2 separate regions of the Homo sapiens genome follow, and region 1 is linked to region 2. Evidence: read pairs that join two places in POLR2A ChIA-PET (ENCODE). Cell type or tissue: HepG2. All regions are shown on one strand. Each heading gives the region's core, and the rest is flanking DNA. Links, peaks and the distances in the headings are about the cores only.

The links. ChIA-PET counts read pairs that join two places held together with the same protein. Peaks named below come from ENCODE experiments on the same cell type or tissue, not always from the same donor. Only the 100,000 strongest peaks of a DNase experiment are listed, where the experiment ranks them.
Region 1: POLR2A ChIA-PET joins it to region 2 with 9 read pairs; 2 of 35 experiments call an interaction of 5 or more read pairs at or near these places.

What each region holds. Positions count from the first base shown.
Region 1 is chr10:80,342,724-80,348,582 of GRCh38, forward strand. The region is part of intron 3 of DYDC1 (DPY30 domain containing 1); the gene reads right to left. It also overlaps a transcript of DYDC2 not described here. Among named protein-coding and RNA genes, the nearest start is that of DYDC1, 11 kb to the right of the region's middle. RefSeq lists a silencer at 5,716-5,859. In HepG2, for the core only: no CTCF peak of the experiment used is centred there; no DNase peak of the experiment used is centred there.
Region 2 is chr10:80,287,556-80,293,414 of GRCh38, forward strand. MAT1A (methionine adenosyltransferase 1A) reads right to left here and starts at 2,103. Exons shown (of 9, transcript NM_000429.3): 1 at 1,778-2,103. The coding sequence starts at 1,868. RefSeq lists an enhancer at 1,938-2,232. In HepG2, for the core only: a CTCF peak has its summit at 2,110; DNase peaks (open chromatin) are centred at 2,126, 2,526, 3,476 and 5,236; H3K4me3 peaks cover 2,836 bases.

The sequences.
Region 1 (5,859 bases), core at 374-5,373, 55 kb after region 2:
TAATCCCAGCACTTTGAGAAGCCAAGGTAGGCAGATCATCTGAGGTCAGGAGTTTGAGACCAGACTGGCCAACATGGTGAAACCCTGTCTCTACTAAAAATACAAAAATTAGCTGGGCAGGGTGGCACATGCCTGTAATCTCAGCTACTCGGGAGGCTGAGGCAGGAGAATCGCTTGAACCTGGGAGGTGGAGGTTGCAGTGAGCCGAGATTGTGCCATTGCATTCCAGCCTAGGCAACAGAGTAAGACTCCCTCTCAAAAAAAAAAAAAAAAAAGAAAAGAAGAAAAAAGAATATCATCTGAAATCATTACTAACCAACAATATATTTGCTCCCAACTCAGCATATCTGTCACACTAGAATAGGGTTCAGCAATAAAGCCTGTGGGCCAAAGCCAACCCACCTCCTGTTTTTTATAGCTTACAAAGAAAGAATGGCTTTTACATTTTTAAATAGAAAAAATTTAAAAGAAATAATATTTCATGACATAGGAAAACGGTATGAAATGTAAATTTCAGCATCCTTAAAGCTTTATTGAAACACAGCCATGCTAATTTGTTTACGTATTGTCTACGAGCGCTTTTGTGCTGCCATAGCAGAGTGTAGTAGTTATAACAGAGACCACATGTGGTGCACTCACCACTTTGCCTGGCTGCCCAGCACACTACAAACCGCAGTAACATCATTGTAACAGCAGTGTTTGGAGTGCCATGGTATCACTATACTGTGACATTTAAAAAAATTATATCCATTATGTCAAAACAAGAAAGCCAGGGATGGGTGGCTTATTCCTGTAATCCCAGCTACTCAGGAGCGAGGCAGGAGGATTACTTGAAGCCAGGAGTTCAAGACCAGCCTGGGCAGCATAGCGAGACCCCCATCTCTAAACAAAATTTTGAGAAAAAAAAAAGAAAAATAGTGAATTTTGAATGTCGCACTTTTAAGGCACACTAGAGTGTGTATTATTTTGTCATCAAATTAAATGGCAAAACATGTTTCTTGCTATACAGTGCCACTGTACCAAAAGAATATAATAAATATCAACATTACCAGACTAAGCACTCATCACAATAGTCCCAGCTCACAGAGCACAAAGGCCAAAAAAAATTAGAAAATGTAAAACAGAATTGGCTGGGCATGGTGGCTCACACCTGTAATACCAGCACTTGGAAGGCCTGAGGACAGGAGTTCAAGACCAGCCTGGCCAACATGGTGAAACCCTGTCTCTACTAAAAATACCAAAAAAAATTACGCGTGGTAGCAGGTGCCTGTAGTCTCAGCCACTTGGGAGGCTGAGGCAAGAGAATTGCTTGAATCTGGGAGGTAGAGGTTGCAGTGAGCTGAGATCGCACCACTGCACTCCAGCCTGGGTGACAGAGCGAGACTCTGTCTTAAAAAAATAAAAATAACAAAAACAGAATTATCACAGCAGAATTTATTTACAAAAATTAAAAATGAAAATAAGTCTGCAACAAAAGTAGGGTTCCAAGAGGCTCATTTGTTATGAAAGCAAGGAAAGATATTTACCAATGATGAGTGAATTAAAACATGTTTTATTTCAGTGGCCAAAAAAAATGTGTCCAGGAAAAAACAAACTTGTCTAAGATTTTAGCCTTTTGGTGAGAGCAGCTGCTCAGAGTTGACACTGGGAGCAACATCAGTAGTCAACTAATAACAAGGCACATGATTCTGAGTGGCTTTCCTTGGCTCCTGATAAGCAGACAGATGTTCCCAACACTGCTCAGTTGTTGTTTATGGAAAGGGTCAATGCTGAGTTTGAAGTGACTGAAAAACCAAACCTCTATGAATAGTCTTTGATATGGTTTGGCTATGTCCCCATTCAATTCTCAACTTGAATTGTATCTCCCAGAATTCCCAAGTGTTGTGGGAGGGACCCAGAAGGAGTTAACTGAATCATGGGAGCTGGTCTTCCCTGTGCTATTCTCACGATAGTGAATAAGTCTCACGAGATCTGATGGGTTTATCAGGGGTTTCCACTTTTGCTTCTTCCTCATTTTCTCTTGCTGCCACCATGTAAGAAGTGCCTTTCGCCTCCCACCATGATTCTGAGACCTCCCCAGCAATGTGGAACTGTAAGTCCAATTAAACCTCTTTTTCTTCCCAGTGTTGGGTATGTCTTTATCAGCTGCTTGAAAATGGACTAATACAGTCTTCATGGAACAATTACAGACAAGAGCATTTTCAAAGTCGTGTAGAAACACTGATTCAATACAACCTGCAGTGAAATCTGCTAAGATGTGTCATAGCTGACAGTGATAAAAATACATGTGGAATAGAAAAAGGCTGAGCTGAACAAATTTACAAAGCTCATGAGAAAATAGTGTTTAAAGCCGGGAAGTGTTCATCATATTACTCAACAGCAGCTACTCTGTGAAAGTATTTGAATCTATTATGTGTTATTGATCCAGCAGTGTCAACAGTGACCTTCATTCACTCTTGTAAACTGGACCATCAATTCTGTGAATTTTTGTCAGAAACAGAAGCTGAATATATCCTGATGTCCTACCACACAGCAGTTCCATGGCTTAACAGTTATATTATGAATTTTTGAGCTCAGGGTCAAGATTTAACTTTTTATTGTGTAAATTGAAGATGCATATAATGTTTTGATATATATAGTGAATGCTTACCACAGGTAAGCAATTTCAATATCCATCATCTTAGACAGTTACTTTTGTATGGTAAGAGCACCTAAAATCTACTCTCTTAAAAATTTTCCAGTACACAATACAATCTTATTGGCTATCATCCTCATGCTGTACTTTAGATCTCTACATTTATTCATACTACACAATTGCAATTTTGTACATTTTGACCTACATCTCCTCATTCTTCTTCCAGGCCTACCCCCACTCCACCTCTTGGTAACCACTGTTCTATTCTCTCTTTTTATGTATTCAACATTTTTTTTTTAAGATTTCTACATAGACAGCATGTGGTATTTTTCTTTTGATGTCTGGTTTATTTCACTTAACATCATGTCCTTCAGTTTCATCCATGTCATCACAAATGGCAGGACCTACTTCTTTCTTAAAGCTGAATAATATTCTTTTATATATACATATATGTGATACATATATGTGAGATATATATATACAAGATATACATGAGAAATACATCTTACGTTTTTTCAAGACAGGGTCTTGCTCTGTCACCCAGGTGGGAGTGCAGTGGCACTGCCTCAACCTCCAGGGCTCAATTAATCCTCCCACCTCAGCTTCCTGAGTAGCTGGGACCACAGGTGCATGCCATCATCATCATGCCTGGATAATTTATACATTTTTTCTAGAGATGAGGTCTCCCTATGTTGCCCAAGCTGGTCTCGAACTCTGGACCTCAAGTGATCCTCAGGCCTCGGCCTCCCAAAGTACTGGGATTACAGGTGTGAGCCACTGTGATCAGCTCACAATTTCTTTATCCAGTCATCCACTGACAGACATTTATGTTGTTTCCAAATCTTGGCTATTGTAAATAATGCTGCAATGGACATGGGAGTGCAAGTAGTCTCTATAAGGTGCTGGTTTCATTTCCTTTGAATATATACTGAGAAGAGGAATTACTGGGTCATATGGTAGCTTTTAATTTTTTGAAATACACCCATACCATTTTGCATAATGGCTGCGCCAATTTGTATTCCCATCAACAGTGTAGAAGAGTTCACTTTTCTCCACACCCTCACCAATGTGTGTCTCTTCCCTTTCTTTTTTTTTTTTTTTTTTTTTTTTTTTCTTTTTTGAGACGGAGTCTCACTCTGTCACCCAGGCTGGAGTGCAGTGGCGCGATCTCAGCTCACTGCAAGCTCTACCTCCTGGGTTCACACCATTCTCCTGTCTCAGCCTCCTGAGTAGCTGGGACTACAGGCGCCCGCCACCACGCCCGGCTAATTTTTTGTATTTTTAGTAGAGACGGGGTTTCACCATGTTAGCTAGGATGGTCTCAATCTCCTGACTTTGTGATCTGCCCGCCTCAGCCTCCCGAAGTGCTGGGATTACAGGTGTGAGCCACTGCCCCCGGCCATGTCTCTTCCCTTTCTGATAACAGCCATCTTAGGCTGGTCACGGTGGCTCATGCCTGTAATCCTAACACTTTGGGAGGCCGAGGTGGGTGGATCACCTGAGGTCAGGAGTTCAAGACCAGCCTGGCCAACATGGCGAAACCCCGTCTCTACTAAAAATACAAAAAAAAAATTAGCCAGGTGTGGTGGCGGGTGCCTGTAATCCCAGCTACTCAGGAGGCTGAGGCAGGAGAATCGCTTGAACCCAGGGAGCAGAGGTTGGAGTGAGCTAAGATCACGCCACTTCACTCCAGCCTGGGTGAAAGAGCGAGACTCTGTGTCCGAAAAAGAAAAAAAAAAAGCAGCCATCCTAATAGGGGCGAGGTGGTATCTCATAGTGGTTTTGATTTGCACTTCCCTGATGACTAGCGGTGTTGAACATTACTTGTCACTTTTGATAATATACCTGTTGGCCACTTTTATATCTTCCTTGGAGAAATGTCTATTTAGGTCCTTTGCCCATTTTTTAATTGGGATCCTTTTTTTTTTTTTTTTTTTTTTTTTTTTTGCTATTGAGTTTGCATTCCTTATATATTTTGGAGATTAACTCCTTATCAGACCTTATCAGATATATGGTTCACAAATATCTTCTCCCAATCCATAGGCTGCCTTTTTGTTTTGCTGATTGTTTGCTGTGCAAGAGCATTTTAGTTTGACCTAGTCCCATTTGTTTAGGTTTGCTTTTATTGCCTGTGCTTTTGGTGTCATACCCAAAAAATTATTGCCAAGACCAATGTCAAGGAGCTTTTTCTACATTATGTTTTCTTCCGGGAGTTTTACAGTTTCAGGTCTTCCATTTAGGTCTTTAATCTATTTTGAACTGATTTTTGTGTATGGTGGAAGACAAGGATCCAGTTTCATTCTTTTGCATGTGGATATCCAGTTGTCCCAACACCGTTCATTGAAGAGACTATCCTTTTCCCTTTGTGTTTTCTTGCAGGGCTTGTCAAAAATTAGTTGACCGTATATACTTGGGCTTATTCCTGGGTTCTCTATTCTGTTCCACTGGTCTATGTGTCTGTTTTTATGCCAATACCATACTGTTGTAATTACTATGGCTTTGTAATATAATTCTGGATCAAGTAATTTGATAGTTCCAACTTCGTTTTTCTTTCTTAGGATTGCTTTGGCTATTCAGGGTCTTTTGTACTTCCATACAAATTTTAGAATTGGGTTTTTCTGTTTCTGTGAAGAATGCCATTGGAATTTTGATAGGGATTGAGATGAATCTGCAGATTACTTTAGGTAGTATAGACATTTTAACAATACTAACTCTTCTGATATATGAACACAAGATATCTTTCCATTTATTTGTGTCTTCCTCAATTTTTTGCATTAGTGTTTTACAGTTTTCAAGGTATAGATGTTTCACCTCCTTGGTTACATTTATTCCTACGTATATTATTCTTTTTGAAGCTATTATAAATAAGATTGTTTTCTTGGTTTCTTTTTCGAGTAAGTTATTGGTAAACAGGATTTAAATTTTTCTTAATGAGAAGAAATACTCCCAACCACTATTATCAAACATTAAATGGCTTTGGAAATTAGCTTTGGCTGCAGACTTGATAATGTTTCTTAATTCATTTTAAAATTACATGGCAAAACATCACTCATATGTAAAACTTACACTGCAGTAAACTCACTTCAACAACAGCTCATGTTGTTTGAATCACAAGTAACGTAAAGCTGCTTTATACACGTCCAGTGCTGTCAAAACTAGAACAGGATATTAGATCTCCGTTCCCAAACAAATTGTCAGTGGATGTATTTTCCAACCTCGAACTA
Region 2 (5,859 bases), core at 523-5,522:
ACGTTCATTCTCAGTCCTCTGAGCACATTGCTGCTGCGCACAATGGACCATTCTTGGGACCACTAGCCGCTGCATGCCAAAAAACCCACTTCCTCCGGGTGGAGTGAATCTTTCTCCTAACCTATACATGAGGCTCATAGCCATGGAGCTGATCAGAATGTGTCAGAAATCAGCAATGTATCTGAGATTGAAAATACAGTAAACCTAGATACTTTATACAGTTATGCACAATGAAAGAGGCTATTTACATTGAACTGAGCTAAGTCACATAAAAAACTCAATTCAATTCAAGGTTTTTCAACAGCTGCACTATTAACATTTTGGGCCAGATAATTCTTGAGAGGCTGTCCTGTGCACTGTAGGATGCTTAGCAGTGTGCCTGACCTCTACTCAATACATGGCAGTAGCACCTTACCCCCACCTCCTATAGTTGTGATAACTGCAAATGTCTCCAGACAGTACAAAATGCTCTTGGGGGTTGTGGGGCAAAACTGCCACCAGTCAAAAACCACTGGCTAAAGTATATGGAAGGAGTAGTGCACTGAGGTGTCCAAAGCCAAGTTACAAGGTAGGAAAGATAAATATCTTTGAGGAAGAACAAGAGCAAGGAAGATGGAAAAAGGCAGACTTGGCAATAAGTTAGCAAACACTCGAATGAATTTTGAAGAGGGACTTAACTATAGAAGTCTGTACATCTATCCCCCAGGGGTCTCCAAGAGCAGTGGTTCTCACCCCAGAGCATCAGCATCTCCTGGGAACTTGTCAAAAATGCAAATTCTCGAGCCTCTCCCAAGACCTACTGAATCAGAAACTCTGGAGGGTGGGGCCCAGCCCTCTGTTGTCTTGACAAGCCCTCTGGGGGATTCTGAAGCTCCCTGAAGTTTGAGAACCACTGTCCTACACTTGAGGCTCTGAATGTCCTGGTCCTAGTTCTCACCGTCATCAAGGAAGCTTCTCTCACTTCCGCACATCACAGTCTACCTACTTTTCAGGGACCAAAATCAATGCCTAAATTTTCTTCCTGTTTAGAAGGTCTTCTATTCTGCTCTTAGAGAACGTTACTGAGTCCCCAGCACCTAGAGGTCTACCCCAGCAGTGACCAGGGTGCAGGCTTTCATGCCTAAGTTGCACATGCTTCACATGCAAAATTTAGTCACCCATGGTCTTGTTTCAGGAACATTCCCTGTTGACTTAAATTGGCCATGGATAATAGATTAAAGCTTTCCTAAAAAAAAAATACATATAAAAAGTTAAGACCTGATCATATATTTTGCATGTGTCATACTCTTAGCCAGCCAGCTGCTACTCCCTGTCTTGGACCCACTGTGCTGGCGTGCTGGTGGTGGGCCACAGCACGGCTTCATCAGGAGGGACTGTTTTATGAAACTACTCCATGCTGTTTCTCTAGAGATCCCTTCTGGTAACTCACACACATTGCTCTGAAGAGCTCTGGTAAAAGTGACTCCTACAGGTACGAAGTTACAGTCAGATAGGAGGAATGAGCTCTGGCATTCCATTGCGCAGTAGGGTGACTGAAGGGCTAGAAGAGGGAATTTTGAATGTTTTCACCACAAAGAAGTAGTCAATGTCTGTGGCAATGGGTATGCCCATTATCCTAATTTGATCATTAAATGTTATACTCATGGATCAAAACAACACACGGTACCCCATAAATATGCACAATTATTATGTGTCAAATTAAAACCATTTGTAAGTGACTCCCTCAGTATAGGCTTGGAATGATCGTTTTCCAGTCAGTCCAAGACAGCCTACTTACCCGGGTGTCCCTCTCCCACAGACTCCGATGTGAACATGAAGACTCCTTCACTTAGAGAGTGGTCACACAAGCCATCCACCGGTCCATTCATCTTCTCACACTTCTCCACTCACGCTTCTTTCAGTGAACAATTTTGAGGCTGTGACTTTGCCTGAGTTTTTTTTTCTTCTTCTTCTTCTTCTTTCAACCCAACAGGCTTGTCTTTGGCAGAGCCACGGGGATCACTTCTGCCTAACTGCCTGTGAGCACGTGAGAACAGGCGAGGACTGCTGAGAAGGGAGGGAGTGGATGGAACACGGGATGTGTCCCTCCCTCCAGCTTGCCACAGCTTGCTCCTGAGCGACTCCTATATATGGAAAAGCGAAAGTGCCTGAAAAATCATGTGAGAAAATTGGAGGAGTCCATTTCCTAAGAGGGGGGTCTTCTTACCTGGAGGAATTTCAATTCTTATCCCTGACTTTCCAAACTCTAAGCACCTGGTCAAGGTAAGGTAAAGAAGGCTGTATAGTTCTGCAGAATTGAAGCTCCTTTGGGACTCTCCTTCAGCTCTTAGCCAATCTTGGTAGTGCTCCAGAGTTCACAACCCACCTTGGAGAGCAGGGGTCTGTGATCACCCAGAGATACAAGCAGGCAACAAGAAACTCTTTCTCAGAGATATGGTTTAGGCTAAGATTGCAACAGTGCCTTTGCTGTTGGGTGTCCCCTCCTCCCCTGCGTCTCATCTGGATTGGTCTCTTCCCATTCTATCTTCTCAGGGAGAGCAGGAGCACGCACCTGTATTCTGAGCCAGCTGTGATGTTACACAACAGATTCATTTTAGAGGAAAAGCTTTGAGTCCACGTGTTTCTGCTAACAGAAACCACCTAACCTGTCAACTTCTCTAAAAGGCTGGCAGGCATTTTAACAAGCAAGATCTTTAAAAAGTATCTATCTGGGGAGGTTACAGAGAACAATGTGTGTGTGTGTGTGTGTGTGTGTGTGTTTTTTTTAGAAAAAAATGCTTTTGAGAAATGGATTCATTACAGGGAAATTATCAAAGTCCAGTTTCCCAAAGCTTCCGGATTATAAACATCTACATATTCAGTTCTATACATGTAATAAACATCGTGTTCACATAACTCTTGCATTATTTTTTGCTTTGACCAAAAAAAGTAGTAAACAGGATTATATCTTTAGTTCATGTACTAAATGACAGCGTCTCACACTCTCAGATCCAGCTGCATCCTCAGACCCAAGGAACAATGGGGAATTGAGACCACAGAAAATGAGGATGGGTGGAGAAACCAGTTCCCACTAGAATGCAATAAAAAGTAATCAACCATAACCTTGTGCATCAAAGCTTGGACTGTGGGAAGCAAAAGTTAGGAAGCAATAGCCTCACCTAACAATTCTGGTGACCAAACCCCCCTCTGAGTTTATTATCAAGCATTTGGAAAAATTTTTTCTGGCACACATTCTGGTGCTCCAAAGCTTGAGTTTTGCTAACTGATGACCAAACATCATCCCTTCAGGGAATTAAAGCAGTATTAAGGTGACCTCTTCTGGAATAAAGTAAGGGATGTTACATATGCATAGCCAATCAACGGCATTTAACAAGGAGTGAACTGAAGTGCTTAGGCACAAGACTGTTGAAAGTTCAGAGAGGAAAAGGCCACTGGGAAGGGATGGACAAACGAGGAATCAAATAGGGACTTTAGACAACATCGCCTTGTCATTGCCAGCACACAGGACTCCTCTGTTTGCACTTAAGCTATTTCAACATTGCTGGCCCTTAGTAAATTTCTTCTGGGTACATTAGTTTTAAACCTAGAGGCAATATGAGCTAATGTTTAATTTGAACTGTAGAACTAGGTGACCTTAGCAGTTAAAATTGTATGATAACAATTATGGTCCAAATTTGATTTAAGAACAAGATGATGTGTAAGTAGCAGGTACTCTTCAAGGTTCCTAGAGTTATCAGGAAGACAGAAAACAAAGCAGTAGCTGCCTTCTGAATTCCATAAGTAACAGCACCATGGGGTGGAAGGCGTCAGGGTGGGGAGACGATCTGTTACACAGATATGTGTGCAGGGGGCTTTGGCAGCCTGGATGCCAATTGAGGGTGTGAGGGAGGGATCTGAGAGGCACCTCGTTAAAAACTCATCTCAAGTATGAGTTTCATTTAAGACCCCAACTAAATACTAGGATGCCTTATATTCTTCTAGCAAGTAAATGTTAAGAAGCAGTACACGGAGCATGGTGGATGGAAGTGCAGGCTTCTGGACTAGGGTCCAACTTTTGCCTGTAACCTCCCATGCAGCATGGAGAAGGCTTCCTAACCTTTCTAATCTGTTGTTTCTTCTGCTGTAAAGCGGGTTAAATAATTACCTACCTCCTAGTGTTATTTTGAGAACTAAATGAGGTCATTTAGGTATGATGAGTATTGGACAAAGTGCTAGCACACAATACAAATTTAATAAATATCAGCTAATATTATTAAGCAGTCTATTTACATACATATGATTTTCCTCTGAACAAAAATAGATTATGGTATGTATACATATGTATGTATATGTGAATATACACATATACACATATAATTTTGCATCTCGCTTTTTTCCCCCCACAATATATCGTGGCCCTCTGTTCACATCTCTAAATACAGATAGGCCTTATGTTTTTTTATTGGGGGGGGATGAAGTCTCACTCTGTCACCCAGGCTGGAGTGCAATGGCATGATCTCAGCTCACTGCAACCTCCGCCTCCCGGGTTCAAGTGATTCTCCTGCCTCGGCCTCCTGAGTAGCTGGGATTAGAGGTGCACGCCACCACACTCAGCTAATTTTTGTATTTTTAGTAGAGACAGGGTTTCACCATGTTGGTCAGGCTGGTCTCGAACTCCTGACCTCGTGATCCGCCTGCCTCAGCTTCCCAAAGTGCTGGGATTACAGGCGTGAACCACTGCACCCAGCAGGCCTTATTTTTTAATACTTGAATAGTATCCCACAATAAGGATGTACCATAAATTATTAAACCATTCATTCCTCAGTGGTTAAATATTTTCAACTTCTCCAGTTATTTCACATCACTATAATGCTGCAGTGAAGGTCCTTATTCATCAGTATGTTTCTGAAAAAGATAATAATGGAAGGCTCTGGCAGTGCAGAACTAGCCAAAAGATTTCACTTTTGCAATGAATTTTACCTGATAAAAGAAGTAGCAATTCAACCAAGAGTTAAAATTGTAGTTTCAATCTACCCCCTTCAGAAAGAATTGGCAGATCTTAGCAAAGATGTAATTACTTTGAGAGTTGAACCTACAAGGACTTCATGGCCCTAATTTACCATCATAAACACAAATTAAGTCCTCCCTTACGCACAGCCTGTTCCCATCTCTCTTATGCTTGAATTGTCCCAATGGCCACTCCAAGCCCCAAACTCCACACTGGACTGATTACCTAAGTCCAATGTGTCAAAGGCACACAGTTGATCTCACTGACATGCAGCAGCCTTGAACTCTGAAGCTTCACTGACAAGCCTCTGGAGAAACTTGGCTTTCAAAATAAATCTCTCTTTCAGTCAGATTTACCCCGATGAATCTCTGAATATAAAACATCCAGTGGAAGACTGTTTCCAATAAGCAGTGCCTGTAAGTCCCACTGAGCAGTTTAGTGATGGAGCTTCGAGGGCACCTGACCCTAGGCAGCACCACGGGGCCGCAGGGGTGGTGGGGAGGCCCTGCCAGATGGTACCCTTTGCTGGCTCTGCACTGCCATGCCTGATGGGGAGGCCACAGGGAGGACCCTAGGTGCAGAGGTGGGGGGTGCAGGTGTTGTCTAAGTGCAAACATTTCTAAACTTTGGCTAGAAGCTCCTCTGACTTAAACGGCTAAATAATGAAATATTTTCAAGTGGATATACTGCTTTTGCCTCATTAATTTAAGCACAAACTTTTCCTGTAGATGCCACTCTGGAGCATGAATAAGTTACTTATGAAAGAAAGATGAAATTGATTCAGATTGTACATTTAGATATCAAAATAACAAACAGAACTTTGATAAAATAAATGTATTATGCTTTTCCCTTGTTAATCCGTCTTTTGTTAT